Linked DNA regions of Homo sapiens: all the other regions are linked to region 1. The links are chromatin loops, found by intact Hi-C in ENCODE. Cell type or tissue: mammary epithelial cell. All regions are shown on one strand. Links, peaks and the distances in the headings refer to the core of each region. The heading gives the core; the rest is flanking DNA.

Evidence for each region. A loop is a pair of places that touch in the nucleus more often than their neighbours do. Peaks named below come from ENCODE experiments on the same cell type or tissue, not always from the same donor. Only the 100,000 strongest peaks of a DNase experiment are listed, where the experiment ranks them.
Region 2: it touches region 1 in a loop (8-fold over the local background); 3 of 110 quality-filtered maps call a loop at or near these places.
Region 3: it touches region 1 in a loop (8-fold over the local background); 3 of 110 quality-filtered maps call a loop at or near these places.

The regions. Positions count from the first base shown.
Region 1 is chr9:93,155,964-93,165,877 of GRCh38, reverse strand. No RefSeq gene overlaps it. Among named protein-coding and RNA genes, the nearest start is that of WNK2, 23 kb to the left of the region's middle. RefSeq lists a silencer at 5,636-5,765 and enhancers at 8,915-8,974, 9,015-9,064. In mammary epithelial cell, for the core only: a CTCF peak has its summit at 5,747 (motif pointing left); a DNase peak (open chromatin) is centred at 5,747.
Region 2 is chr9:93,000,404-93,010,317 of GRCh38, reverse strand. It overlaps FGD3 (FYVE, RhoGEF and PH domain containing 3), which reads right to left. Exons shown (of 18, transcript NM_001083536.2): 4 at 7,304-7,393; 5 at 6,181-6,317; 6 at 4,138-4,294; 7 at 1-72. LOC101927954 (a long non-coding RNA gene) reads left to right here. Exons shown (of 3, transcript NR_121565.1): 3 at 1-2,203. Among named protein-coding and RNA genes, the nearest start is that of SUSD3, 53 kb to the left of the region's middle. RefSeq lists a silencer at 6,257-6,551. In mammary epithelial cell, for the core only: a CTCF peak has its summit at 6,407 (motif pointing left); no DNase peak of the experiment used is centred there.
Region 3 is chr9:92,952,530-92,962,443 of GRCh38, reverse strand. The region is part of intron 1 of FGD3 (FYVE, RhoGEF and PH domain containing 3); the gene reads right to left. Among named protein-coding and RNA genes, the nearest start is that of FGD3, 10 kb to the right of the region's middle. RefSeq lists an enhancer at 8,265-8,364. In mammary epithelial cell, for the core only: a CTCF peak has its summit at 5,074 (motif pointing left); no DNase peak of the experiment used is centred there.

The sequences.
Region 1 (9,914 bases), core at 4,707-7,206:
ATTATTGTCTTAGAAAGGTATGGCCAGGCACAGTGGCTCACACCTGTAATCCCAGCACTTTGGGAGGCCGAGGCAGGTGAATCACTTTGAGGCCAGCCTGGCCAACATGGAGAAACCCATCTCTACTAAAAATTTAAAATTTAAAAAAAAAATGTGAGGTGGCACATGTCTATAATCTCAGCTACTCAGGAGGCTGAGAGAAGAGAATCACTTGAACCTGGGAGGCAGAGGCTGCAGTGAGCCAAAACTATGCCACTGCACTCCAGCCTGAGAGACAGAGTGAGACTCTGTCTCAAAGAAAAAAAAAAAGTATAAACAGGTATAAAAGATAAAGCCTCTCTCACACCCCTTACCTGATTCCCCACCACACATCCACTTACAGACAACCCCATCTCTCATTTCTGGAGTTTACACACAAACAAGAGTGCAGGTGCTTAATTTTCCTCGTTTGTTCACACCGGAAGAGCGTGCGGAAGCCGCCGCTCAGTACTTCCTTCTCAGCCTAACACTATGCTTCAGAGATCTTCTACACAGTCTACATGAGGGGTCCTTGTTCTTTTTGACAGCTGTGTAGCATTCCCCCTGGCCAGAGGGATCATGGTTTATGTAACCAGCCCATTCTGCTTTTGCAAATAAGGCTGCAATGAGCCTGTGACTTGCTCATGTCATGCCCCTCTGTAGGATGAATTCCTAGAAGTGAAGTTACTGGGTCAAAAAGTTTATGCATTTGTAATTTTGATAGCTTTTGTCAGATTGCACTCAAGAGAGACTGTACCAATTCACACTCCCTGCAGCTGAGGCAGGGGAGTGTCCATTCTGCAGCCTCTCCTATGGAGAGTGTTAATTGACTTTGAGATTAGGAGAAGACCAGTAATTTCCATGTCTCTTGTTACAAGGGAGGCTCAGCAGTCTTCCCACGGGTCAGGGGCCATTCTTTTTTTTATTTTATTTTATTTTTTTTGAGATGGAGTCTCACTCTCGTCGCCCAGGCTGGAGCACAGTGGTGCTATCTTGGCTCACTGCAACCTCCGCCTCCTGGGTTCAAGTGATCCTCCTGCCCCAGCCTCCCAAGTAGCTGGGATTACAGGCAACCACCACCAAGCCTGGCTAATTTTCTGTATTTTTAGTAGAGACAGGGTTTCACCATGTTGGTCAGGCTGGTCTTGAACTCCTGACCTCAGGTGATCCACCCGCCTCAGCTTCCCAAAGTGCTGGGATTACAGGAGTGAGCCACCGCAACTGGCCGGGTCAGGGGTCATTCTTATTGCTTTTCTGCCAACTGCCCACACCGGGGCTGGCGTCTTCCTGCCCCACCGTAAGGGCCCAGGGCTCCAACATGAGTCCTGAGTGTGGGGACACCTGAATGATGGCATGGCTGTCAGGACAAGGCCTCCCAGCCTCCAAATGTCTGGCCGTGGGAAGGGGAGAGCCTCAGCCGCAACACGAGCCTGCTCTCAGCTCATGTGTGGCATGGTGTGGACATGGCACCTTCCCATAGCCAAGACAGCTAGGCTCCCTGCCCACCACTGAGCTCAAACCTGGGCTCCGCCATCTCCGTAACTGGAAAGCAGAAACAACACCGGCACCTCCTCCTGGGGATGTAGGGAAGAGTCAGTGTCCGGTGGCTCCCGGCGGCGGAAATTTGTCCCATCATCGCGGCTTACCAAGGGGAAGGTGAGCCTCTGTGGTGTAAAAGGCTTGTCCCAGCCCTGGCCATTCCACGACTCAGTTGGGCCCATTTCCCTGTCTCCACTGCCCTATCACCAGAGTGTCCAGGGAGAAGCTGGATGGCAGGGCAGGGCACCGAGGACCCCAGGAGCCCAGCCGTGGACTTTGGATCTATCTCCCTCCCTGCTCCCGACACCCTTGTCCTCAGTACTCAATTGTGGGTTCTGCCTCCTCAATCAGATCCCAACTAAAAAGTCACCTCTGCAGAGAGAAGAGGTTCCTGCAGGGCTCTCTGGTGACCTTCATCTGTGCTTGCAGCCCTGCCTGAATCACCCTCCAATTTTATTTTATTTTTATTTTTATTTATTTATTTATTTATTTATTTATTTATTTATTTGACACAGAGTCTCGCTCTGTCACCAGGCTGGAGTGCAGTGGTGCAATCTCGGCTCACTGCAAGCTCCATCTCCTGGGTTCAAGCCATTCTCCTGCCTCTGCCTCCCAAGTAGCTGGGACTACAGGCACCCACCACTGTGCCCAGCTAGTTTTTTGTATTTTTAGTGGGGATGGGGTTTCACCATGTTAGCCAGGATGGTCTCGATCTCCTTACCTCGTGATCTGCCCGCCTCGGCCTCCCAAAGTGCTGGGATTACAGGTGTGTGCCACCACGCCTGGCCCATCGCCCTTCAATTAAAGTGTCACCATCTCCCTTGCCAGCAGGTCTTAGCATGAGAACTGTGTCCAGCTGACCCTGGGCGCCTCCCCAGTCCTCAGCAGAGCCTGAGCCGCTGGAGGTGAATCATGATGGGATTTCAATGAGCAAGGCCTCCACTAGGCTCTGAAGGCAACCCCTGAGCCCAAGACGAGTGCTGGGGCTGTGGCCACTGGAAGTGTGACCCCGGGGGCCTGATGGCCTCCATTCAAGTCCTACCCAAGGCCACCCCAGGCCACACCTGCCTGAGGAAGAGATGCTCTAGTCTGGGGGCACTGCCACAACCTCACCTCCTGGGCCTCAGTTTCCTGTCTACAAATGGTGTCATGGCACTGCTGGTCCCACAAGGCCACTGAGGGGGCAGAGTGGATATCTGCAGGGCTTGGAGCTGGTGGCCCAGGCTGTATCAGCTACTGTAGTTCTATGCACCCAAGACCCCAAACTCCTGAGTCCACCCTTCCTAAACCCTGGACAGTGAGGGATGCTGGGACCGGGTTGGCATATTACCACTGCCCAAGGTCCCTGTCCTCACTGTGCCACATGAGGGGAGGCTGCTGGAATGACTTGGCACTTAGTTCATACCTGGGTTCCTGCCAGTCACAACCCCATCTCACAGGTCACCAGGCAACCTCCCGAGAGGCCCAACTCCAGGCAGGGATCAGCAGAAACCCCCAGGCCTGCCCATGCCCCTCCTCATGGCCCTCAGGCCTGCCAGCAGCTCACTGAAAGGGACACAGCTTTGGATGGTTCTGCAGCAGGGCCACTTGTAACACAACATTAATTTGTCATTCTGTTGAATATGTTAATTTACTCAGAGATATTGTTTGTAACTTTGGAATTGTTTTGAAAATGTGCATAAGTTGTACATGACACAAAAAGTCAGGATGGTCAGGTCTAACCTCCAGTGGATGCAGGAAGCCCCTCCCAAGTCCCTGACAGGTGTCTGCCCAGAGGTGCCTTACTGCATTCACATCTGTCATGTCACTGCCCTGGGACAGTGAATAGCCCTGCCTCTGCCTGCACCGCCCGGCCCCTCAGCTCTGCCTCGCTGGACACACTGCCGACCACCAGATCGGCCATTACATTCCAGCCCAGAGAAAGAATCATGGGGTGAATGAATGAGAACATGAATTAGAAAGGTCAAAAGTTCTGGAAATTGGGCAGAAATGCGTAACAACATCCTGGAGGTTGCCAAGAGGCCAGCATTGCAGGGAAATGCCCAACCATCCGCTACAAAATTCTCAAGCTGAACAGCACAGTTTACCGAGATATAATTCACATAGCATAAGTTTCATCCTTTTAAAGTATATAATTCAGTGTGATTTAGTATACTCACAAAGTTGTGCGACCATCACCACTAAGTCCATAAGATTTTCATCACCTCTAAAAACCCTGTACTCATTAGCAGTCACTTCCCATCATCCCCTCACCAGCCCCTGGCAACCACTAATCTACTGCCTGTCTATAGACTTGCCAATTTGGCACATCTCATATAAATGGAATCATACAGTATGTGGCCTTCAGTGTCTGGCTTCTTTCGTCTGAGCTGCTTCCAAGTCATCTGTGTTTAGCCTGCATCAGCACTTCATTGCTTCTTGTAGCTGAATAATATTCCACTGAATGGATAAATCACATTTTGTTCATCCATTCACCAGCTGGTAGACATTTCAGTTGTCTCCACTTTTTGGTGATTGCGAACAGTGCTGCAATAAACACTCATCTACTGTGTTTTTGTACATGTCTAAGTGGAATTACTGGGTCAAAAGGTAATTCTTTTTTTTTTTTTGAGATGGAATCTCACTCTGTCACCCAGGCTGGAGTGTGCAGTGGCATGATCTCGGCTCACTGCAACCTCCACCTCCCGGGTTCAAGCGATTCTCCTGCCTCAGCCTCCCGGGTAGCTGGGATTACAGGCGTGCACCACCACCACACCTGGCTAATTTTTGTATTTTTAGTAGAGACGGGTTTCACCATGTTGCCTAGGCTGGTCTCGAACTCCTGACCTCAGGTGATCCACCTACCTCGGCCTCCCAAAGTGCTGAGATTATAGGTGTGAGCCACCGTGCCCAGCCGTCAAAAGATCATTCTATGTTTAACCTTTTGAGAAACCTCCAAAATGGTTTTCCACTGTGGCAGCACCATTTTACATTCCCACCAGCAATGTGTGAGGTTCCAGCTTCTGCAGGTCCTCGCCAACACTTGCCCTCTGCCTGTTGGTTTTGGTTTTAATGCCGGCACACTGGAGGATGTCACCTGCCCTATGCCTGTTTTTTTGTTTTGTTTTGTTTTAGACAGAGTCTCGCTCTGTTGTCCAGGCTGCAGTACAGTGTCACAATCTCAGCTCACTGCAACCTCCGCCTCCCAGGTTCAAGCGATTCTCCCGCCTCAGCCTCCTGAGTAGCTGGGACTACAGGCACCTGCCACCACACTCGGCTAATTTTTGTATTCTTAATAGAGACGGGGTTTCACCATATTGGCCAGGTTGGTATTGAACTCCTGACCTTGTGATCTGCCGACCTTGTGATCTGCCCGCCTTGGCCTCCCAAAGTGCTGGGATTACAGGCATGAGCCAACGCACCCGGCCTGCCTGTTGGTTTTAATGTCGGCATACTGGAGGGTGTGGGCAGTATTGTGCTGTGGCTTTGGTATGCTTTTCTTAGGTGACTGATGATGTCAAGCAGCTTCCTCATATTCGTTCTCCATTTGTATCTCTCCTTTGGAGAAATGTCTATTCAGATTATTTGCCCAGTTGTGAGTTGGGTTGTTTGTCTTTCTGTTGTTGAGTTTTAAGAGTTCTTTATGGGCTGGACACAGTGGTTTACGCCTGTTATCCCAGCACTCTGGGAGGCCGAGGCGGGTGGATCACCTGAGGTCAGAAGTTCGAGACCAGCCTGGCCAACATGGTGAAACCCCGTCTCCAATAAAAATATGAAAAAAATTGGCCAGGCATGGTGGCGGGCGCCTGTAATCCCAGCTACTCGTGAGGCTGGGGCAGGAGAATCGCTTGAACTCAGGAGACAGAGGTTGCAGTGAGGCGAGATCGCGCCACTGCAATCCAGCCTGGGCAACAGGAGCGAAACTCCGTCTCAAAAAAAAAAAAGAGTTCTTTATATTCTGGATACTGGTCACCTATCAGATATAAGATCCTTGCAAATATTTTTTCCCATTCTGTGGGTTGTCTTCTCAAAAGTTTTTAATTTTGATGAAATCCAGTTGATCTATTTTTTTTTCTTTGGCTGCTTGTGCCATCAATCTTTTGGCCAGACCGCCACACTCTGGCCGAGGCCCTGCCCCTCCCCTCTGGGCCCCTGGTCACCTCCTTTCCCCTCCCACACCAGGCCTGCTCTCAGAGCCCAGGTGCGCTGCGGCCCCTGCTGGCGGCTGTAGGCATCGCCAACCCTGTCGTCCCAGTCCTGGGACGCGCCTGCTGCCCTCCCTCCCTGTCCGCGCGGGCTGGTTATCAAGGCTGACTGGCTTAATGAGGGGCTCTGAGAACATGGGAGTTAGAAATGATAAACTTGACAGACCAGCATCTGTGCTCAAGGCTACTGTCATTTTCCCAGGAAGGGAAGGAAAGGAAAACATTTCCCCTTCCCTGGTCCAGGTCCAGCACTAGACCACAGCCATTCCTCATTTCATGCTACCCCCACCCTGTGAGGTCAAGATTCTCATCCCCATTCAACAGAAAAAACCAAGGCTCAGGGAAATGTAGTGAGTGCTCAAAGTTCTAGGGTTACTAAACTCTAGAACAGGGACTGACTGACTGACTCACTCATTCATTCAACAAACATTTGTGAGGATGTGCCTCATACAGACCCCCTGCTGAGCCCAGGCACGTGGCAATAAAGAGAAACAGAGACCATGTTCTGGCGAGCTCACAGTCTTGGGAGACAGACAGCAAATAAGAGCCATAGGGGAAGTTCGGCGCGGTCGCTCACGCCTGTAATCCCAGCACTTTGGGAGGCTGAGACGGGTGGATCACTTGAGGTCAGGAGTTCGAGACTAGCCTGGGCAACAGGGTGAAACCCCATCTCTACTAAAAATACAAAAATTAGCCAGGTGTAGTAGTGCATGCCTCTAATCCCAGCTGCTTGGGAAGCTGAAGCAGGAGAATCGCTTGAACCCGGGAGGTGGAGGTTGCAGTGAGCCGAGATGGCGCCACTGTACTCTAGCCTGGGTCACAGAGTGAGACCCAGAGGTCACAGAGTGAGACCTATCTCAAATAAAATAAAATAGCCATAGGGAAGTCCAGGCAGGACCCCCAGGAGCCAGGAGCCAGGTTCTGGAGTTTAGAGTCGGGGATCTGTTGGGGGAGTATGGGAGAAGGAATGTCACTCTCCTGGAGCCCACAGCCCCATGCTGACGTCTGACTGTAAGGACTGGAAGCTTCGTGGTCCTGCTCCTGCTGCAAGCAGAACCTATTGCCCAAGATGCCCCCCGACCCTCCAGGGGCCTGCCTAGTGGTTCTGTTACCAAACAGAAGAGTCACAGACAGAAGCAAAGTGCGGGACTGAGAGAAGGCCCCTACCCTTGTCCATCCGTGTGGATAGACAGCCTATGTTTGTGTTTGCTTCACACATCTACAAAAAGACATTCTGGAAGGAAACAGAAGACCTAAATACATAAATAACCATGGCTGCCTGGGTGGGGCAGTGGGGACAGGCATGGCTGGGAGGCCTTTTGAAAATGTAAACAGTTAAACATCAGTATTCAAAATTTAAAAATAGAAAGCGGCCAGGTGTGGTGGCTCACACCTGTAATCCCAGCACTTTGGGAGGCCAAGGAGGGCAGATCACCTGAGATCAGCAGTTCGAGAGCAGCCTGGACAACATGGTGAAACCCCATCTCTACTACAAATACAAAAATTAGCCAGGCATGGTGGTGCACACCTGTAGTCCCAGCTACTCGGGAGGCTGAGGCAGAAGAATTGCTTGAACCCGGGAGTCAGAGGCTGCCGTGAGCCAAGATCACGCCACTGAACTCCAGCCTGGGTGACAGAGCAAAACTCTGTCTCGAAAAAAATAAATAAATAAATAGGAATGATGAAAATGTTCTAAAATTGTGGTGATAGATGTACCACTCTGTGAATATACTAGAAAGTACTGAATCATACACTTTAAACGGGTGCATTGTATGGTATGTGAATTATATCTTACTAAAGCTGTTTAAAAAGGAAGTGGGGGCCAGCTGCAGTGGCTCACGCTTGTAATCCCAGCACTTTGGGAGGCCGAGGCAGGTGGATCACTTGAGCCAGGAGTTTGAGACCAGCCTGGCCAACATGGGGAAACCCCGTATCTACTAAACATACAAAAATTAGCCAGGCGTGGTGATGTGTGCCTATAGTCCCAGCTACTTGGGAGGCTGAAGTAGGAGGATCCCTTGAGCCCAGGAGGTTGAGGCTGCAGTAAGCCATGATCACACCACTGCACTCCAGCCTGGGTGGAAAAAGTGAGACCCTGTCTCAAAAAATATAAATAAATAAATAAATAGGAAGGGGAAGGCCGGGCATGGTGGCTCACACCTGTGATCCCAGCACTTTGGGAGGCCAAGAGGGGGCGGATCACCTGGGGGCGGATCACCTGAGGTCAGGAGTTCGAGACCAGCCTGACCAACATGGTGAAACCCAGTCTGTACTAAAAATACAAAATTAGCCAGGCGTGGTGGCGGGCGCCTGTAGTCCCAGCTACTCAGGAGGCTGAGGCACGAGAATCTGTTGAACCCAGGAGGTGGAGATTGCAGTGAGCTGAGATCCTGCCACTGCACTATACCCTGGGCAGCAAAGTGAAACTCCATCTCAAAAAATAAAATAAAATAAAAATAAATAAATAAACGAATAGAAAGGGGAAAACTAACAGTGCTGAAAGTTGTTCACTGAAATGTGAGAGTGGTGCAGATGGGGGCCAGGGAGACCTACAGATAGATGTATCAGCCTGATTTCGCACAACCCGGGGATGGTCAGCAGGCATCAGAGCCCCCAGCAGGCTTGCTAAAATATAGACTCCTGGCCTCACCCTCAGACCTTCTAAATCAGTGGGGTGGAAGAGGCCAGGGCCTGAGAATCTGCATTTCCAACACGTTTCCAAGGATGCTGGCACTGTGGTCCTGGGATCCTCTTTGAGGGCTGCTGGCCTAGATGGCCTTTGGTAGCACTGGGCACCTTGGGGATAGGAGAGGGAAGGAAAGGTTAACCATACACCATTTTGAATTTCATACTGTGTGATTAGTCTATAACAAAAATATATAAATAAGGTTTAAACGTTTAAATATTACTAGAACTTATAGAAATTAGGTGTGTGTAGCTGAGATGGCTAAGTGTCCTCCGCTATTCATTCTCTTTTTCTTCCTTAGGCATAGAAACCCTGAACTTTAGTTGAGAACATGGTTGCCTGGAGTAGAAACTACATCTCCCAGCTTCCGTTGTAGCTAGGTATGGCCACTTGGTGAAGTTCTGGCCACGACACATGAGTGAAAGTGTCCAGAAAGCTCTGAGAAGTGTCTTGGAGGGTCAGAGCGCACCTTTCTTCCTCCCTTCCTCCTTCCTGCTGGCTGGGATGCAAGCTTGATGACTGGAACTCAAGCAGCTATCTTAGGTCATGAGGTGGAGGCTACACGTGGAGAAAGCCAGGGCAGGAAGCTGGGAGGAAATGGGTGTCTGAGAATGTGGAGCTGCCACCGCAGCCATGTACAGCATGCCTCCAGACATCATTTGTGTAGTAAAGAAATGACTGTCTTGTTTAAGCAACTGGTACTTTGCCGTTTGTGTCACTCATAGCGACACTTAGCCCTGAGTGACAAAGCATATAGAGCCCCTGGCGCAGGGCCTGGCTCACGGCAGGTGCTCCAGCTGAGCATCCCCCAGTAACCCCGTACCTGCAGCAGGGAGAAGGGAACCCAGGCCTGAAGCCTAGGGACTCCCGTGAGCCTAGGAGAGAAGCTGACCCAGAGGAGGACATAAACTCCCACCAGCCCCGGCCTGCCCAGCTGTTGGTTGTAGGTCATTGGCCTTCGAAGGCCACACCACCCACGGTTTCTAGCACTTACTGTCCCACTGGCAGAGGGCATTGCCCTAAGAAGATGACATGTGTCCAGCCACATGCTTCCCTGACTGCAGATTCTACCAATTGAATTAGATTTTCCTCTGGTTGATGTTAGTGTGAGTCTTCATTTCCTGACCATCTGCTGTTTGGGTGTCAGGAAAGCCCTCTGGGTGCCAAAGGGATGGCAGCCCAGAATGGAAAAGGCTCCACAGATGCCAGTGAACAAAGAGGCTGAAGTGACGTTCTGCGGAGGCCCCACACTGGGCTGCCCCCTCTGCGCAGGCAGCGGTCCCACACACGGGGTTGGGCGCTCAGCCGCTTCCGAGCCCAGTGCCTGAGCCTTAACTTAGTCAAGAGCCCTTCTCACACTGAACACTTGTGAAAATAGGTTTATAGTCAACTAAGAGGGGAGGGGCGTGTGAGAGAAAGTGTGGAGGGGAGGCAGGGAGGCGGATAGCACAGTACCAATGCCTCTTGGGTCCCAGCATGACCAGCGC
Region 2 (9,914 bases), core at 4,969-7,468, 160 kb after region 1:
GTACCGGGGGACCCTCTGCACGGGCTCCAGCATGTGGTGCTGCAGCGTCAGGTTCCCGCATACCTCCTGCTTCTGTGGGGACAGAGGGAGCATTGGGCACTCCAAGGACACGTGTGTGGATGCCAGCCCCACCGGCTTCTGGCCACCACAGCCCCAGGAAGCTGCCCGGAACTGGCTGCCCAGAACTGACTGTCCTTCAAGACATGGCTGACACAGACCACACTTTACAACGAGGGAAACTGAGGCTCAGAGAGACTGACCAATGGAGCAAGAACTGGAACCCCAGGCAGGCTGGCCCTTGGCCCAGAGCTGGCTCTCTTATACGCATCCTCGGTGGAGAAAATAAATGCCTGGACAGGACTGTCTCCTCCTGTCAAGAGTGGCTTTTCCCCACTCTCACCCACCCGTGGGCCTAAGCAGGGCTCCTTCGACCCCTCTGCTGAGAAATCAGGCAGAGCTTCGCCCAACCATCCCCACTGGGTATCGGGCCAGGGCTTGTCCTTATGCCTAGAAGCAGCTCGGGGAGTCCTTCTGCAGATCGCTCTCGATATAAACGCACCAGTATTCCAATCAGGTGCTGAGACCCTCGCGCTCCACGTGTACCCAGCTCTGCTCACCGGCTCCCTGTGCCTCCCCTCGCACCCTGCAGCACCTCCTTGCTGCCATGTCTCCATCTGGCATCTGAACCCCAGACACGTGTGCTGAATGCTGCCCACCTGTCGCCTCTGTGCTCCCCAATCGGGTCCTCCTGCCCAGGCCACTTTGCCTCTGCCTCCCCTGATGATGCCCACTGGGCAGCCTGTGAGGGCCTGCTGACTTTGTCGTCCTGTCCACCAGCTTCCCCACCCACCTGCCAGCAACTCAAGGGCCTCAACCACCCTCACCTGGCTCAGGGCCCAGAACAGAACGGCTTCCAGCTCAGATGAGCTCAAAAATGCCTGGGATACAACAGGGTGAGAGAAACCCAAGTCGACAATCTTCATAAAAACAACTGTTTCTGTCAAGATATTCACATAATCTCCAAGTATCTCCCTACAAGAAACTTTTTTTTTTTTGAGACGGAGTCTCGCTCTGTTGCCTGGGCTGGAGTGCAATGGCGCGATCTCGGCTCACTGCAACCTCCGCCTCCCAGGTTCAAGCAATTCTCCTGCCTCAGCCTCCTAAGTAACTGGGATTACAGGTGCACACCACCACACCTGGCTAATTTTTGTATTTTTAGTAGAGATGGGGTTTCACTATATTGGTCAGGCTGGTCTCGAACTCCTGACCTTGTGATCTGCCTACCTCGGTCTCCCAAAGTGCTAGGATTACAAGCGTGAGCCATCGCGCCTGGCCAAAACTTTTTTTTTTTTTTTGATGGAGTCTTGCTCTGTTGCCCAGCCTGGAGTGTAGTGGAGTGATCTTGGCTCACTACAGCCTCCGCCTCCCCGGCTCAAGCAATTCTGTCTCAGCCTCCCAAGTAGCTGGGATTACAGGTATGAGTGTGCCACCACACCCAGCTAATTTTTGTATTTTTAGTAGAGATAGGGTTTCACTATGTTGCCCAGACTGGTCTCGCACTTCTGACCTCAGGTGATCCGCCCACCTGGGCCTCCCAAAGTGCTGGGATTAGAGGCGTGAGCTACCACAAGCGGCCAAGAAACTTAATAGGGGAAAAAACCCAACTTCACCTGAAGAGTCCTGACAGACACGCCCTTTATCAAGTGAATATCCCCAGGAATGGGATGCAGAGACTGCGTCACCGGGCAGGACGCAGGGAGAAGAGCACAGCCTCACTCCAGGAAAAGGCACAGCCTCAATCAAACTGTGGACAAACAGCAGAAAAACCCAAGCAGGCAGTCTACAAGTAACTAGGCTGCACCCCTCAAAAAGACAAGGACAGAGGCCTGTTCCAGACCCAAGAGGACAAATACAATAATGAGCGCAATGTGTGGCCCTGGGTTGGGTTATGGATCAGAAAACAAGAATGTTATTGGGACAATCGGTGACATCTGAGTGTGGGCTGCGGAGTAGATAGCACCAGGACATCAGTGTAAAATCCCCGATTTTGATCACTGTGCTGGGAGTACGCAAGAGAATATCCTTGTTCACATGTTTAGTGATAAAGGGTTACGGTGTCTGCAACTTAGTTTCAAAACGCTCAAAAGTCATCATCATCTGTATGAGTTTAGAGGGAATAATAAAGTAAGCCAGACAAAATGTTAATAATGCATAACAATGTCATTTTTGCAACTTTCCTGTAAAGGTTTAAAGTTATTTCAAAATAAAAGTTTAACGTTTAAAATATCCTTTGATTAAAGGAAGGAAACCTGCAAAAGGCCATGGGCAACTTGACTGTCATGCGATCCTGTTTTTTCCACACCAGGTCTTCTCAGCCTGGGCACTATGGACCTTCGGGTTGGAGAATTCTCTGCGGTGGGCCATGCTGTCTGCTGCAACGTGTTTTGCAGCATCCCCAGACCCCACCCACCAGATGCTGGGTGCACCCAATGTGTGAAGATATGGCCTGGGATCCCCGGGGGGCAAAGTCACCTTCAGGGAATGGCTGGATGGTACTGAGTCCAGGCGGAGAGCCCTCCCCACAGCCTGCCTGGCCCTGTGCCCAATCTGCCTAGGATGAGGGGATGCACAGACCAGTGGCTAGCCTGCAACCGGGGCTGTGTCTGCCTCGAGTGTCCCCAGGCAGATGTCATCCAGGACATGGCAGGCGCGATCTCAGCTCACTGCAACCTCTGCCTCTCGGTTCAAGCAATTCTCCTGAATCAGCCTTCAGAGTAACTGGGACTATAGGCATGTCACGCCCAGCTAATTTTTGTATTTTTAGTAGAGATGGGGTTATATAGTCTTGGGTAGTGGGAAATGCATTTGAAAATAAGCTTTACATTTTAAGAAGTGGTGAATGGAGTTACTTAAAAATAAAAAATTCTGGGCCAGGCGCGGTGGCTCACGCCTGTAATCCTAGCACTTTGGGAGGCCGAGGTGGGTGGATCACAAGGTCAGGAAATCGAGACATCCTGGCTAACATGGTGAAACCCCGTCTCTACTAAAAAATATAAAAAATTAGCCGGGCGTGGTGGCGGGCGCCTGTAGTCCCAGCTACTCAGGAGGCTGAGGCAGGAGAATGGCGTGAACCTGGGAGGCGGAGCTTACAGTGAACTGAGATCGCGCCACTGCACTCCAGCCTGGGCTACAGAGTGAGACTCTGTTTCAAAAAAAATTAAAAAATAAATGAATAAAAATAAAAAATAAAAAATTCTGTATGGCAAACACCACCATAAAGTTAAAAGATCAGGCGGGGCGCGGTGGCTCACGCCTGTAATCCCAGCACTTTGAGAGGCCAAGGAGGGCGGATCATGAGGTCAGGAGATCGAGACCATCCTGGCTAACACAGTGAAACCCCATCTCTCCTAAAAATACAAAAAAATTAGCTGGGCGTGGTGGTGGGCGCCTGTATTCCCAGCTACTCGGGAGGCTGAGGCAGGAGAATGGTGTAAACCCTGGAGGCAGAGGTTGCAGTGAGCCGAGATCGTGCCACTACACTCCAGCCTGGGCAACAGAGTGAGACTCTGTCTCAAAAAAAAAAATAAAATAAAAAAATAAAAGATCAATGGGGGAAAATAATCTGTGACATGCATGACAGAAAGAAGTTGATGTTCTTAGCATATAAAAGCCTTGTGAATCAAGAAGAAAGAGACCAGCCCTATAGGAGACAAGAGAAGCCAGGGCTGTGAGGAGGCTCTTAGCAGAAAGCGAAAAACAAAAAAGCAATGTAACATTTAAACAAAAATGCCTGCACTAGATATCGAGGGACACTGTGCAATCAGAGACTGTCCTTTGAATTCAGGTTCCATCAGATAATAGCTCGTGATGCTGTAGCTTGCACAGCCTCTTGAGCCACGATTTTCCGATGGGAATGCTGATTCATCTCTGGGAGTTATTGTAAGGCTCAAAGCATCAACAGAACATCTGGGCACATCCCATAATTTTCCTAATTTTCTCTATGTTCCAAAATTTTAGTAATGTCATGTTACTTTTTGGAGTAAAATATACATATATACATATGTTTTTAAAAAATAAAACACCAGGCTCTGTGCATCTTGAGAACATCTGTGTCCACACTCCCACTGCCGGCCTTACCTGGATGCTGTGGACGACGTCTTTAAACAGTGGGGAGCGCTGGGTCCACGTGCTCACCAGCCCTACGGCTCGGTCAAAGTTCTTGACATACTCGCCGTACATCTTCAGGAATGGGGCCAGCTTCTGCAGGATGTCCCCGAGCCGTGGGTTTGTGTCCCTTCGTGGAGAAATGAATCATCAGAGAAATAGCTGGGTGCAATGGGGACTCTGAGGTTAGTGGACATGAACTCCACCAGGGGGGTGTGGGGTGGAGGCCAGCTCTGTGTGATGGTGAGCAAATTGGTCACCCTCTCTGAGCCTTAGCTTCCTCCCCTATGTCATGTAGAGTAGAAAATAGTAACTGGGCAATTAAATGAAAGATGCCTGTAAAACAGTTAAAAGTCCAAGCTGCAAGCTTAGAACCAGTGACCCAGACACAGGAGATAGCAGTAGTAGCAGAATCGCTTGAATGATGAACCACAGTTATCAAAGAGAACCAACAAAATACCATTATGCTCCTTTTAAATGGGCAAAGATTAGAAACAATGGTTCTATCCAATGCTGGTGAAGTCCTGGGGAAAGTAGCTCTTTGTAGTACTGATAATGAAAAAAGCTGCTTTGGACAGAGATTTGCAAATAATTTTCAAGAAACAGAAAAATATACTAATCGTCTTTGACCTTAGGACTGTTTCAAAAAGAAAGAAAAAAGCCACAGGCACAAAGCCATCACTAAGGCATGACTGTGAACTGCACTTATACATTTAATTTAAAGGTCCAGGCTGGGTGTGGTGGCTCATGCCTGTAATCCAGCACTTGGGAGGCTGAGATGGGCAGATCACAAGGTCAGGAGATCGAGACCATCCTGGCCAACACGGTGAAACCCCGTCTCTACTTAAAAAAAAATACAAATAATTAGCCGGGTGTGGTGGCGGGCGCCTGCAGTCCCAGCTACTTGGGAGGCTGAGGCAGGGGAATGGTGTGAACCCAGGAGGCAGAGCTTGCAGTGAGCTGAGATCACGCCACTGCACTCCAGCCTGGGCAACAGAGTGAGACTCTGTTTAAAAAAAAAAAATGTCCAAAGGGCAGGGTGGCTAAGTCATTGGACCCCTGTGCTGTTATAAAAGTTGCAGAGGAGGTCACACATGCACTCATGAGTTAGCAGTCTCCAGGGCCTTGCAGGAGAAAACCTGTCTCTACCAAGCATGGATTTTTGTCAGCCAGAAGGCTGCATCCAGTCCTGACTGCCTCGGGGACACAATGTAAACCTGTTCGGCAGCTGGACCATGTCCTTGTACAGATTTATAAATTGACATAGCCCCTCCCTGAGCAACAGGTGAAGGGACTCCCCCTGGCCTCCCATTCCAGTCAAGCCTCTGTGGTCTCCTGGGTTGCAGCTTGGAGAACGGGCTGGTGGGACACAGAAGGGCCAGGCTCCTGATGCAGAGGGAAGCCGGGCCTGCGAAGGGCACAGGCAGTAGAGACCCTAAGTCAAACAGCAGCGGCACCCAGAATGAGGGGAAACGCAACACGCAACGTGGGGAACTGATGAGTCTGGGGGCCAGCCTGGGATGTTTCATGAATTGTGACTTGCACTGAGCTGTCCCTCTGCTAATGAACAGAAGCAGCAGTGGGACAGAGGGACAGGCCACAGGGACAGCAGGAGGAGGATCTGAGGTCCACTGTTGAGAGGGAAAAACAGCATTTTTAAAACAAAGGTGGAGTATAAGCTAGGAGGGAAAAGAAAACCAACTAGCACTATCCACTGTGTGGTGTTTCCAGATGTCAAACCTCATTTTAGTTTCAGAGCCCCAAGTGGGGCGTTAAAAGCCCTTCATTCCGCATCATCTGCTTTCTCAGGAACTAAGCCTTGGAGACCGTAAGTGGCTGGTCAAGGTCACCAACCAGGAAGGGGTGGAGTCTGGATCGGACCCAGGACCGTGCAGAGAAGGGAGGCGCCCAGCCACCATGAGACAGTCCCCCAGCACTTGCCTCGCTCTCAGGCACATGAACCCTGGTCTAGAGAACACTTGAGGGGCCCCATGGGCATGCGCAGATGGTACTCACCACTCCTCCGTGATCCGCGTCTTCAGCTCCGGCAGCAGGAACTGCCCGTGGAAGCGGTGGATGGAGGAGATGTTAGAGAATATGCCCATGATGACTTCTGGAGGGATCCCCGCATCCGTCAGCCTGGTGCAGAAAACCTGAGCATAGAGAAGCCCACGTGTGGCCAGTGAGCCTCTTCCACTGAGCACAGTTGCCGCCCCGCTTCGGCCACAGGTGAGGGCGCTCGGGAGGGGCCGCTGCTGCCACCTTGTGTTTTCTTAATGAATTTCAGAATTATTGTCCTCCCTTTTCATCCAACTGGTTCAGACAACCTCATGGTCTTAATGCAAGCTCACTTATGACTTACGAATGTGGGTGAGGCAGGGACAGTCGCCTGAGGACAGGGAATGACATCTTTCCTCAGCCACCTCTCATGCGAAATGGAAGGTTCAGACTTCCTTTTCTTTCTCGTGAGATAAAAACAGCAGCAGCACTGTCTGTCAAAACCCCAGCTTCCATGGGTGCTTTATTTCCTGTGCTCATAAACCCCACGTTGTCATGTGGATAGAGATGAGTGGCAAACCCTGTCCCAAGTACTTATGCAGAAAAACATCCAGAAGCCATTTACATGCTCAGATCATGCAGCTGCCAAGAAGAAATGTCCCACAGGTGACTTGGCAAAGCCTTCTCCTCAGAGCTACAAGCACTGAAAACAAAAAATAAGTTTCTAGGACGGGCGTGGTGGCTCACGCCTGTAATCCCAGGACTTTGGGAGGCCGAGGCTGGTGGATCACCTGAGGTCAGGAGTTCAAGACCAGCCTGACAAATATGGTGAAACCCCGTCTCTACTATAAATACAAAAATTAGCTGGGCGTGGTGGCATGTGCCTGTAGTCCCAGCTACTCGGGAGGCTGAGACAGGAGAATTGCTTGAACTGGAGAGGCGGAGGTTGCAGTGAGCCAAGATCGCGCCACTGCACTCCAGCTTGGGTGACAGAGTGAGACTTTGTCTCAAAAAAAAAAAAAAGTTTGTAGACCAGACTTAAATTTGTCTGAGTTTTAGTATTTAAGTCATTCACACTGCACCTATAATGCCCAGCCAATGCTAAGAGATACTGAAACTGCCCCCAAGCCATGTGGGCTACCTGGTCCAGCAGGTGCAGCCGCTTCACATAGGTCTCCTCGGTGTGCAGGAGCTCCTGGGCAATGTGGAGAAGCTTCTGGGGGCCAGAGTGCTGCGGAGAGAAGAGATGCAGCTCACCTGGGGAAGATGAGCCTTGGGGAATCGGCACCTAACGGGCTGCCACTGTGTGCAGGAGAACCAGGGGCCACAGGGGTGGCAGGAGGCCACTGGGGCAAGAGAAGGGGCAGGAGGGGCCACTGTGATGGCGATGTGGTGCTCAGTTCTCATAGATGGGCCTTTGACTACAGAGCAGTTGCAGCGACCACGTCAAAATATATTGCACAGTGATGTCAGCAAGATGATGGACTAAACAGCTCTCGGCCCTCCTTCTGCTCAGAGACATAAGGTTAACAACAATATATGGGCCAGAGCACCTGTGTGAGAATTCCAGAGACCAGCCGAGAAGCTACAGCACCCAAGCCATTATAAAGCCAAGAAAAGATTTCAGTAAAAGGTGTAGGGAAATTGGTGATGTTTGGCAAGCTTGTCTTAGTCCATTTTACCTGCTCTACATGCGTACCACCATGTCCAGCTAGTTTTTTTCTATTTTCGTTTTGTAGAGATGAGGTTTTGCCATGTTGCCCAGGCTGGTCTTGAACTCCTGGACTCAACCTATCTGCCCGCCTCAGCCTCCCAAAATGCTGGGATTACAGGTGTGAGCCACCGTGCCTGGCCTCCTCCTGTTTTTGACATTGGGCAGGCTAACAAACCTCTGTAAGTTTCAGTGACCCCAAATGCAAAGCAGCAGCGTCACCACCTAGTACCTACATCACAGGGATGTTATGAGGATGGAGTGGAACAACACATATGAAACACTTCATGCAGGACAGGGCACAGAGTATGAGCTAATTAAAGCTGGAAATCATCACTATGGAAGTTTTCACTGAAAATGCCTGAGACTGGGTAATTTCTAAACAAAAGAAGTTTATTTCTCACACTTCTGAGGGTTGATCTCTGCTTCCAAGATGGTGGCCTGAACACTATCCCCTCACATAGTGGAAGCAGTAGAAGAGAAAAAGGGAGATGAAGGCTGTGTCTTCACATGGTGGAAGAGCAGAGAGCAAACCCATGAACTTTCTCTTTTATAAAGGCCCTAATGCTATTCATGATGGCTCTGACTTCATTACTTAATCACCTCCTGAAGGCCCTATTGTGGCAGGCCAATTCTCCCTGACAATCACATAGACAGGCCTGCATGACAGTCACACAGACAGATTTCCACAGCATGGCCTTAACATGGAGCAAGTAGTTAAACCTAGGGAAATCAGTGCCCAGACATCAAAGCTAGAAATAAAACACAGTCAGTAGGAGCCTTGCATAATCTTCTCCCTAACCTGGAGCAAGTCAAAATAATGGAAGCAGTCTTATATTCCTAGTGCCAGGACCCATCTTGGGTCAACGGAATCTGAGACAAGTCAAGGTAACAGAGGCAGCTATTTGAATAGATTCATTGGAGAGTCTAAGGCAGCTCTCCAGACCAAGCTGTAAAGAAGATAAGATAGAAATAATCACTCCAGTACCACAGTAGACAGGCCTTGAAGGTACTGGGGCTCTTTTAATCAGACTTAGCAAGCATTTTTTGCTTCTGACCTTCTAGATGAAACAAAATTAGCTACAAAGAAACAGAAAAATGTAGCCCAATCAAAGGAACAAAATAAAAAACTTCAAAACTGATCTTAAGGAAACACAGATCTATGAGCTGCTTGAGAAAAAACATCGAAATAGTTGTCATAAAGATGCTCAATGAGATAAAAGAGAACAGATAGATGACTTTAAAAAAAAATCAGGAAATGATGCATGAACAAAGTGAGAATATCAACAAAGAGATAGAAACTATTAAAAAGGACAAACCAGACATTCTGGAGCTGAAATACACTTTAATTGAACCGACAAATTTTTAAGAGGGGTTTGACAGCAGACTTGATCAGGCAGAAGAAAAACTGGGCAAACCTGAAGAGAGGTCATTTGAAATCATAGAGTCAGATAAGAAAAAAAAAAGAAAGAAGAGCAAGGAGAGCCTAAGGGATGTATGGGCCACTATCAAGTAGATCAATATATGCACTTGTAAGTTCCAAAAGAGAAGAGAGAGAAAGGGGCAAAGAGTTTATTTACAGAAATAATGGCTGAACATTTCCCAAATTTGAGGAAAGCAATGGACTTAAAAATTCAAGAATCTCAAAGACCTCCAACTGGGGTAAATCAACAGAGAACCATACCAAGACATATTATAATTATATAACTGTCTAAAGTCAAATACAAAGAAAATCTTGAAAGCAGCGAGAGAAAAATAATTTGTCTCATGTAAGGGGTCTTCCATAAGATTATGAGAGGATCTGTCAGTGGTAACTTTGCAGACCAGAAGGCAGAGGGAGGATACATTCAAAGTGCTGAAAGAAAAAAAAACTGTCAACAAAGAATATTGTATTTGATAAAACTGTTATTCAAAAATGGAGAAATAAACACTTTTCCAGTTAAACAAAAACTGAGGGAGTTCTTTGCCATTAAATGTGCTCTAAAATAAAAAAGATTAAGGAGTACTTTATGTTAAAACAAAAGGATAGTAAAAAGCAACA
Region 3 (9,914 bases), core at 4,060-6,559, 200 kb after region 1:
CAGATGCTTCCAGCCCAGGCCAGGAAGGACAGCAGTGCCTGCCACCACCACCTGGTTCAGCCTTCTCCTCTACAGAGGTCCCCTGTGCCAGAAGGCCAGCAGTGGGGTCCCATTAGGACCAGGGACACAAACCCAGGTACACTAGGAATACACAACTGTCGTCCTAAGAGGGTCATGATAAATTCTGGCAGCACAGCAGCAGGCTGGCTGTGGTGACCTGAAAGGTGAGGGGTTGTGGTAGGTAAGGAACAAAAAGAGGATGGGGAGGGGTTTGTGGCTTGAAAGTAGAACTGAGGCCAAGTGTCCTGTCGTCCCTGGTTGGGGTGAGTGGGAGGAAGTGGTGCCTCCACCTGGGAGTGACATCATTCAAAAAGAAACATGTTTTTGGCAGCCTGCCCCCCAATGGCCCAGTGATCATCAAATGCTGGTTATCTGCCTCTCCCACTGTGAATAGAGCTGACCTGTGGACACTACTGTACAATAGGACATTACAGAAATGATGAAGGTGACTTCCAAGGCCAGGCCATACATAACACTGCAGCTTTTGCCTTTCCTTGCTGAATCACTCACTGTGGGGGAGCTGGCTGCCATGTTATGAGGATGCTCAAGCAGCCCTGCAGAGAGGCCCATGCGGAGAGGAACTAAGGCCCCAGGCCAACAGCCAGCAACAACTTGTGATGTGTGAATGAGTCACCTTGAAAATGATCCTCAGTTTCAGTCAGGCCTTCAGATGACACTGCAGCCCCAGCCACCATCTGTAGCCTCATGAGAGGTCCCCAAGCCATAGCCAAGCCACACCCCAATACTGACCCATCAAAACTAAAGAGTTAAGTGTTTCCTATTGTTTTAAAGTGATGTAGTATTTTCATCATGAAAAAGGGCAAGGGTGACCTGAAGTTGGGGAATGGTGGGATCAGCCCACAGTGGAGAAGCAACCACCAGGAAGTATCAACACATATTCCAATTTCTCTGACCAATTATTTCACTCATGTTCCAATGGCTCAAATGAGTCCTCTACCCCGGAGGACTCCTGGTGACCATGGAGGGCTCCTGGGGACCACAGTGACAATCCATTGGTGCTATTCAATCTCAAAGCCCTTGAATAACTTTGTGGAGTCAGAGGCTCTGCAGAGAAGGCCCTGTGCCTCCAGTGTCCCTTAGCCTGTCCCTCAAGGGTGCTGCTCATCCTCCCCCAGGTGGCTCACTTCATGAGGGGTGGGTGCCTCTGATGAGAAAGGGGGTTTCCCCAGGACTCCTGCTTTGTCCCAGGGACCCCCAGTCCTGTCTTCCAGGAAAGCTGGCCATGGCCAGGGAGAGGAGCTCTGAAGTCCAGGACCCAGAGGGGCCTGTGTGGGACCACAGAGGCCAGGATGGAGAGAGCCTATGGGCAGAGAACTGTCAGCCAGGGGGAGTGCCCGCCCACCAGGAGAGAGGCCCAGGGGGAGCACCCCACTAGGAGAGAGGCCTGGAAGAGCACCCACTCACCAGGAGAGAGCCCCAGGGGGAGCACCCAATCACCAGGAGAGAGGCCTGGGTGGAGGGCCCACCCACCAGGAGAGAGGCCCGGGGGGATCACCCACTGGGAGAGAGGCCAAGGGGGAACACCCACTTACCAGGAGGGAAGCCCAGGGGCTCTACCCTGTTCAGCAGCCCCTGGCCTAATTTCTCTCAGCTGGCCTAGGGGCTCTTCCCTGGTGGATGAGTGCTCTCCCTGGGCCTCTGTCCTGGTGGGTGAGTGCTCCCCATCTGACTACAAGGAACAGAGCCCCCACAACTCTCCCATTGCCAGCACTGCACTATGACTAAGCCTGGGACTGTTACGGCACCCAGCTGGCCCTGGCTGTTACACCCCATTCCTTCCCAGGGTTGCTACCAGTTTATCCGCTGTGGGGGAAAGTGTCCATCTGACGTCTAGTAGTGACACCTGGGGTGCATTTTTTCAGGGAAGCCATCTTACCCATGGTTATTCTGCAGCCTTTGAATGGAAGGTTTAAGGAGGAAGGCAGCTCATATTTACCAAGCACACAGCATAAGGCAAACTCTGCTCTGGGCTGGTTTATGGGTGACATGAGGACGTGGGGATAGGAGGGGTCCTCATGGGGGAATGAGGACATGGGGATGGGGGACTTGGGGACACGAGGGATATGGAGACATGCAGACATGCAGACATGACAACAGGACGTAGAGGACATGAGGATATGGGCATTTTGGGACATGAGAGCATGGGAAGTGGAGGTCATGGAGACATGGGGATGTGAGGATAAGTGGACATGGGAACCTGAAGACATAGGGACATGAAGACATGAAGACACAGGGACATGACATGAGAAAATGGGGAAAGAGGACATGGAAACATGAAGAATATGGAGATATGGGGCATGAGGACATGGAGACATGGGGATATGGAGACATGGGAACACAGGGACTCGGGGACGTGAGGGATACGGGGACATGAAGAATATGGAGATGTGGAGGTTATGGGGACATGAGGAATGAGAACACGCAGACATGAGGAATGTGGAGCCACATGGACATAGAGAAATGAGGGCATGGGGGTACAGGGGACGTGGGGACGTGTGGTCTTGGAAACATGGGGGCATGGGGACACAAGGACATGGGACATGCAGACATAAGGGACACTCGCTTCAGCCATCGACCTTCCAAAACACCCACACAAATGAGCAAGGACATTTTATACAGTCTTATTAGGGCTGATTTTTTTTTTTTTTTTTTTTTTGAGACTGAGTTTCCCTCTGTTGCCCAGGCTGAAATGCACTGGACCGATCATGACTCACTGTAGCCTCGACCTCCTGTGCTCGAGGGATCCTCCCATCTCAGCCTCCTGAGTATCTGGGACCACAGGTGTGTGGCACTATGCCTGGCTAAGTTTTTATTATTTGCAGAGACGGACTCTGGCTATGTTTCCCAGGCTGACCTTGAACTCCCAGGCTCAAGCGATCCTTCTACCTCAGCCCTGCAAAGTGCTGGGATTTACAGGCATGAGCCACCCACCGAGCCTTGCCCAATGTCAGAGATGTGCTGAAGGTCCAACAACAGAGAACTAGTTCAACCAATTACCCTATTTCAAGACTTACTATAGTAATTATATTTTATTAACTAAAATAATTTTATTATAGTAATTATTTTCATTAATAAAATAATTACTATAATACAATAAATTTTGACTGGGCGCAGTGGTTCACGCATATAATCCCAGCACTTTGGGAGGCCAAGGTGGGCGGATTGCCTGAGGTCAGGAGTTCACGACCAGCCTGGGCAGCACGGTGAAACCCCGTCTCCACTAAAAATACAAAAAATTAGCCAGGCATGGCGGCAGGCACCTGTAGTCCCAGCTACTGGAGAGGCTAAGGCAGGAGAATTGCTTGAACCTGGGAGGTGGAGGTTGCAGTGAGCCAAGATCATGCCACTGCACTCCAGCCTGGGCGACAGAGCGAGACTCCATTTCAAAACTAAATAAATAATAAAATAAAATAAATTTCAAAAGCAAGACAATGTGGTATTGACATAAGGATAAATCAATGGAAATCAATGAACTAATAGATTTTCATTCATTTGTTCAATTGATTTTCAATGAAGGTGCCAGTACATATCAATAGGGAAAGATACGTCCTTTCAACAAATAGTAATGGAACATTTAGATAGCCGTACCAAAATACAAACCTTGACTGCTTACTCACACTATACACAGAAAATAGCTAGAAATGAATCCAAACCTTAATTGTGAATGCTAAAACTGTAAAGCTTCTAAAAACACATAGGTGAAAATATTCATGAATTTGTGGTTGGTAATGATTTCTTAGAGTATAAAAGGCACTAAGCCACACACAAAAAAAACTTTATAAACAACTTCTTCAACCTGAAAATATGTTTCATCAACATAGAAAACTTCTGCTTATCAAAAGGCACCATTAGGAACGTGAAAAGGCCAGCCACATATAGACTCCAAGTGATAATGATGTGTCAGTGCAGGTTCATCAATTGTAACAAATGTCTCCTCTGGGGAGGATGTTGATAAAGAGAGTGTCTCTGAATATGTGGGGTCAGGGAATATATGGGAAATCTCTGTACTTTTCTCTCAATTTTCCTGTGAATGTAAAACTGCTATAAAAAAATTAAGTCTTTAAGGCCGGGCAAGGTGGCTCATGCCTGTAATCTCAGCACTTTGGAAGGCCAAGGAGGGTGGGTCACCTGAAGTCAGGAGTTGGAGACCAGCCTGGCCAATATAGAGAAACCCTGTCTCTACTAAAAATACAAAAATTACCTGGGCATGGTGGTGCGCACCTGTAATCCCAGCTACTCGGGAGACTGAGACAGGAGAATCACTTGAACCTGGGAGGTGGAGGTTGCAGTGAGCCGAGATCATGCCACTGCACTCCAGCCTGGGTGGCAGAATGAGACCCTGTCTCAAAAAAAAAAAAAATTAAATATTTTTTAAAAATTTCAAAGGCGGCCGGGTGCAGTGGCCTGTATTCCCACTACTTTGGGAGGCTGAGGTGGGCAGATCACCTGAGGTCGGGAGTTCAAGACCAGGCTGGCCTACATAGTGAAACTTCATCTCTACAAAAATACAAAAATTAGCTGGGCATAGTGGTGCACGCCTGTACTCCCAACTACTCTGGAGGCTGAGGCAGGAGAATCACTTGAACCTGGGAAGTGGAGGCTGCAGTGAGCAGAGATCATGCTACTGCTGCACTCCAGCCTGGGCAACAGAGCGAGACTCTGTCTCAAAAAAAAAAAAAAAAAAAGAAAAGAAAATTTCAAAGACAAATCACAGATTGGGAGAAAACATTTGCAATACATATATCTGATAAAAGATTTGTGTCCAGAATACAAAAAGATTCCTACAAATCAATGAAAAAAAAAGACAAACGATTCCATTTTTAAAATGAGAAAAAAAAACTGGAACATATACTTGACTTAAGTTACCTAAATAGACAATAAGTATATGAGCTGGTGGGCAACACTGCCTGCCATCAGGGAAACTAAAAACCACACTGAGGAATGATTACAGCCCCATCTGAACCGCTACAGTGAAAAAGACTGACAATGCCACCTGCTGGCAAGGATGTGGAGCAAACGTAACTCTCAGTGTGAAACTCTCATGCTGGTGGAAGCAGAAAATTGTACAACCACTTTGGAAAACTGTTTGGCATTTTCTCACAAAGTTAAATATACACCTTCTCTATGACCCAGCAATTGCACTTCTAGGTATCTACCCAAGAGGAAAGAAAACATCTGTCCACACAAAGACCTGTACACAAATGTGCAGAACAGCTGTATTCATAACTCAAAGCTGGAAACAATTTCAAGTGTCTGACAACTGGAGAATGCGTAATAAGCAAAGTGTGGTGCAGCCATAATATGGATGGAACAGGATCCAGCAATAAAAAGGAGTAAGCCACTGATATAACAATGATGTAGAGCTGGGTATGGTGGCATGTGCCTGTAGTCCCAACTACTCAGAGGCTGAGGCAGGAGACTGCTTGAGCCCCGGAGGTCAAGGTTGCAGTGAGCTATCATTGCACCACTGCACTCCAGACTGGGAGACAGAGCAAGGCTCTGTCTTCAAAAAAAAAAAAAAAAAGAAAGAAAGCAATTATATGGATGGATCTCAAAGCCAGACACAAAAGACTGTTAGATGAAGTTCAAAGACAGGCAGAACTAGTTTCTGAAGTCAGAACAGAGGTGCCCTGTGGTACTCTGGAAGGCAGTGTCTTAGTTTATCCTGGTTATTATAACAAAGTCCCACTGGCTAGGTGGCTGAAAAGTCAAAAATTTACTTTCTCACATTCCAGGAGGCTGGAACTCTGAGATCAAGGTGTTGGCAGGGTTGGTTTCTCCTGAGGCCTCTCTCCCTGGCTTGTAGGCAGCCATCATATCCTTGTGTCCTCACGTGGTTGTCCCTCTGTGAGTCCTCAGCTCTTCTTTTTGGACACCAGTCATGACAGATCAGCACCCACTCTCAGCACCTCATTTTAACTTTGTTACCTCTTTAAAGGCCCTGTCTCCAACACAGTTACATTCGGAGGTACTGGGGATTAGGGCTTCAACATGTATTTTGCAGGGACATAGTCAGGCCCATAATAGTCCCCCAAAGTGAGAACAAGGCAAGGATGCCTGCTGTCACCACTCTTATTCAACACAGTGGAGAAGGTTCTAGCCAGTGCAATAAAACAAGAACAGAAACGAAAATGCATGCTGAGCAGAAAGGAAGAAATAAAATTGTCCATGTTTGCAAATGACATGACTGTCTACAAAGAAAATGCCAAGAAGCGAAAACAAACAAACAAACAAACAAACAAAACTCCCAGAACTAGTATGTGAATTTAGCAAGGTCAGGGATACAAAATCAAGTCACAAAAATCACTTTAATTTGTATATACTGGCAATGAACATGCAGACATGGAAATGAAAACTATGTTGTCATTTACACATTAACTGTGGTACATCCATGCCACACAACAGCACTCAGCAATAACAAGGAAACACTATTGACACACACAGCAGCCTAGATGTGTGATGATTCCCCTGCATGAATTCCCTTAGAGGAATCCCAAGGGATTATGCTGGTGGAAGAAAGATAATTTCAAAAGATTACATGCTATATGACTCCGTTTATATAACATTCTCAAAATGACAAAATTGTAGAAACAGAGAACAGATTGGCTGCTGTCAGGGGCAGGCAGGGAGCAGGTGGACATCAAAGGGCCACAGGAGGCTCCCTGTGCTGGTGCTGCTCTGTGTCTTGACTGTACCAGTGTCAAGGTCCGAGCTATGATATGGTCCTATATCGTTTTGCAAGCTGTTACCACTGGGAAATCCCGGGTAAAGGCCCACAGTATCTCTGCATTATCTCTTATGTGTCTATACAGTCATTTCAAAATAAAAAGTTTAATTAAACAACTAGCTAGTGGCATCCCTTGGCTCTATTTATTTTTATTTTTATTTTTGAGAGGGAGTTTTGCTCTCTTTGCCCAGGCTGCCTCAGCCTCCCGGGTAGCTGGGATTACAGGCATGCACCACCATGCCTGGCTAATTTTGTATTTTTTTAGTAGAGATGGGGTTTCTCCATGTTGGTCAGGCTGGTCTCGAACTCCTGACCTCAGGTGATCCGCCCACCTCAGCCTCCCAAAGTGCTGGGATTACAGGTGTGAGCCACCGTGCCTGGCCATCCCTTGCCTCTTAAGAGAAGCAGTGAGCCTACAAGTGACTCACAGTAAAGCTGGAATCCTCAGCGTCATCTCAGAGTTGGCCCGGCTGGAACCTGGCCCTTGCAGCCTCCCAGCCTCATTCCTGGCCTCTACAATGATTGGGAGCACCTCTCCCTACCCTCACGGGCCTTGCCTCTCACGTCTGTTCCCTCTGCTCCTTGGCCACCTGACCACACCAGCTTTAGAGCTTCCCTCTGGGTGCAGCTGGCTCTCGGACACATAGACACCATATCGCCATCACTCTCCAGGCAGACCGTGAGTTCCATGAATGCAGGCAACGATGCTCCAAGCATCCTCTAATTTCTCCTTTTCCAGAAGACAAAGCTGTGGTTCAGAGAGGTGGAGGAAATGTCAAGGCCACGATACTCAGAGCCTAGCAAGATGCAGCTGAGGTGGCTGGTCTCTAGGACACAGCCCAAGGTGCAGGACAAAGGGGAACCAGGAGGCCAGGGCTCAGGGGAGTAAAGAGCTTGGAAGTAAGAGTCCCATTCAATGACCAGGACACTGAGGTTCAGAGAGGCCAAAGTGCGGTCACTCAGTCAGTCAACAACCATTTGCTGAGCGGCTCCTAGGACACAAGAATCCTTGGGAGATGGCCCCTGAGGAAGGAGCAGCTCTGGCCTGCAGAGACCCTCATGGCTGCCACTTCCTGTGCAAGGTGACCCCGGCCCCTGCCCTTCTGCTCACTTATTAGGGTCACAGCCAGTCACTTGGGCCACACGGGCACAGGACTCAGAGCCCGGCTGCTTCTCCAATCACCTGCCTGCTTTTGGGAACCGAGAACCACAGCTCTTGGATCCTTCCCAGAACCCTTGAGACCCAAGGATTGGACAAAGTGCCCATGTTGAGTTACTCTCATTCTTCTGACAAGACAGGGGAAAGCCACAAAAATACCACACTAGCTAGGGCAGGAAGTGGGTGGGACCAGAGTAGTCATTCCTGTGTGGCTTTGGATGGGGTCCAAGGGTGGTGCACCTTTGTCAGCGTTCAGGCTCCAAGACAAATCCTACTCAACATGTGACCTAACAATAGACAAGACCCAAGGAAATGAAAGCTCCTGGCAGAGAGGCTGTGTGAAACCCTGAGAGTGACCGTCTCTGGGTGGTGAGCTTCCGGGAATTTTCATTTGCTTCTTGATGCTTCTCAGTAACATATAAATTTCTACGTAGAACATTATATTTGCATTTGGGAGGAAAGCCAACCTGTTTAAAAATACAAGAATCGAAGTTGTTCATTGGAGATTCCCAGCCGGGAACTATTGCCCAGTGAAAGCCAGCTGTCTCCATGTCTGTTTACATATGGAAAATTTAATTTCTACTTAGCTGTCCTAAATCTCTCTAATGAAAGATGTGGTTGAGAAACCAAAAAAAGAAGGGATACTGAGTGTAATTCTGCTTTCTGAAAACACATTTTTTGCAAAACATTTTCTAGGTTACTTTAAATTGAAATTACATTTGGTCCAAAGGCAGACAATATTTCCTAAACCTTGGCACTGCCCTTAACTTTACCTGCCTTCCTCCCAGGCAGGCAGCTGGGAGAGTGGACAAGCCCAGATCTGGAACTGTGAGGCCCGTGTGCAGGTGACATTGTGTGAGCCCCTTCACCCCAACATGGGGAAAATATCCCTGGACACCAAGTTCCTGGGGGCTCCCTGGGAAAATGTGTGTAAAATGCTACAGTGTGAGCAGCGAGAAGCTGGCTAGTCATCACTCACTATACCTCATTTCTTAAAAGTTGCTTTAAAAATATGTGATGCTTTAGTCATCTTGGCCAAAGTGGAGAGGCAAGCCCAGCTTCAAACTCTTAGACCAAGTGGCATTTTGAGAGCTTTCCACTCAGGAGACGTAATTACAGAGCGGCTCTGGCAGTTGGCTATGATAACATTAGAGCCTGAAGTGGAAGCGATTGTTTCTTATCCTTAACAAAGAGCCCTGATGTGTCTATACTTACACAAAAGTGCTGCATCTGGTGCATTTTTTTTTTACCCTGTAGGAAAAAATTATCAATGTGTAAATAGAGAATGATATACATTAAAAAATAAGGCAATAAAGGGGTGGCCACGCCCCCACTCAATCAGGCCCTGAATAAAGGATAATTCCAGCATTGTTATGCGGCAGCTGCACAGCGTCAACCAGAAACACTCATATGCCCAGGGAGGTGCGGGTCCTTTCCTATGCACTCCATGTCCAATCCAGACATCACATTCTGCCAAGTGGTATTCTCACAATCACTTGGATCCACCGTTTACTATTCAATCCTTAGTCTAAGCTCCTGATCAACCAGAGGCTATTCAGAATGCAACAACACATGTTTATTTAGGTTTCCTTTAAGGGCAGATGCTGAGCTGGAGGACCTCGGGGGAAGAAGTAATCAGAAAGCTTAGAACTGGAGGCACCTAAGGGTGATCACAGCAGCACTATTCTAAAGAAGAAAAAAGGGAAAGAATGAAGGAAGGAGGAAAAAAGGGAAGGAAAGAGAAAAGGAAGGAAGGAGAGAAAGAAGGAAAGAGAGAAAGAAGGGAGGGAGTGAGGAAGGAAGAGAAGGAGAAAGAGGGGGAAGGAGGGAGAGATTTGAGCCACACTTGCTCAACCTTCATAATGTTAAGGAGGGCCTTAGGATTGGAGGGTAGAGGATGGGATGGGGGGGCCTTCAGCTTTAAAACAGTTTGATTTTCGGGCCGGG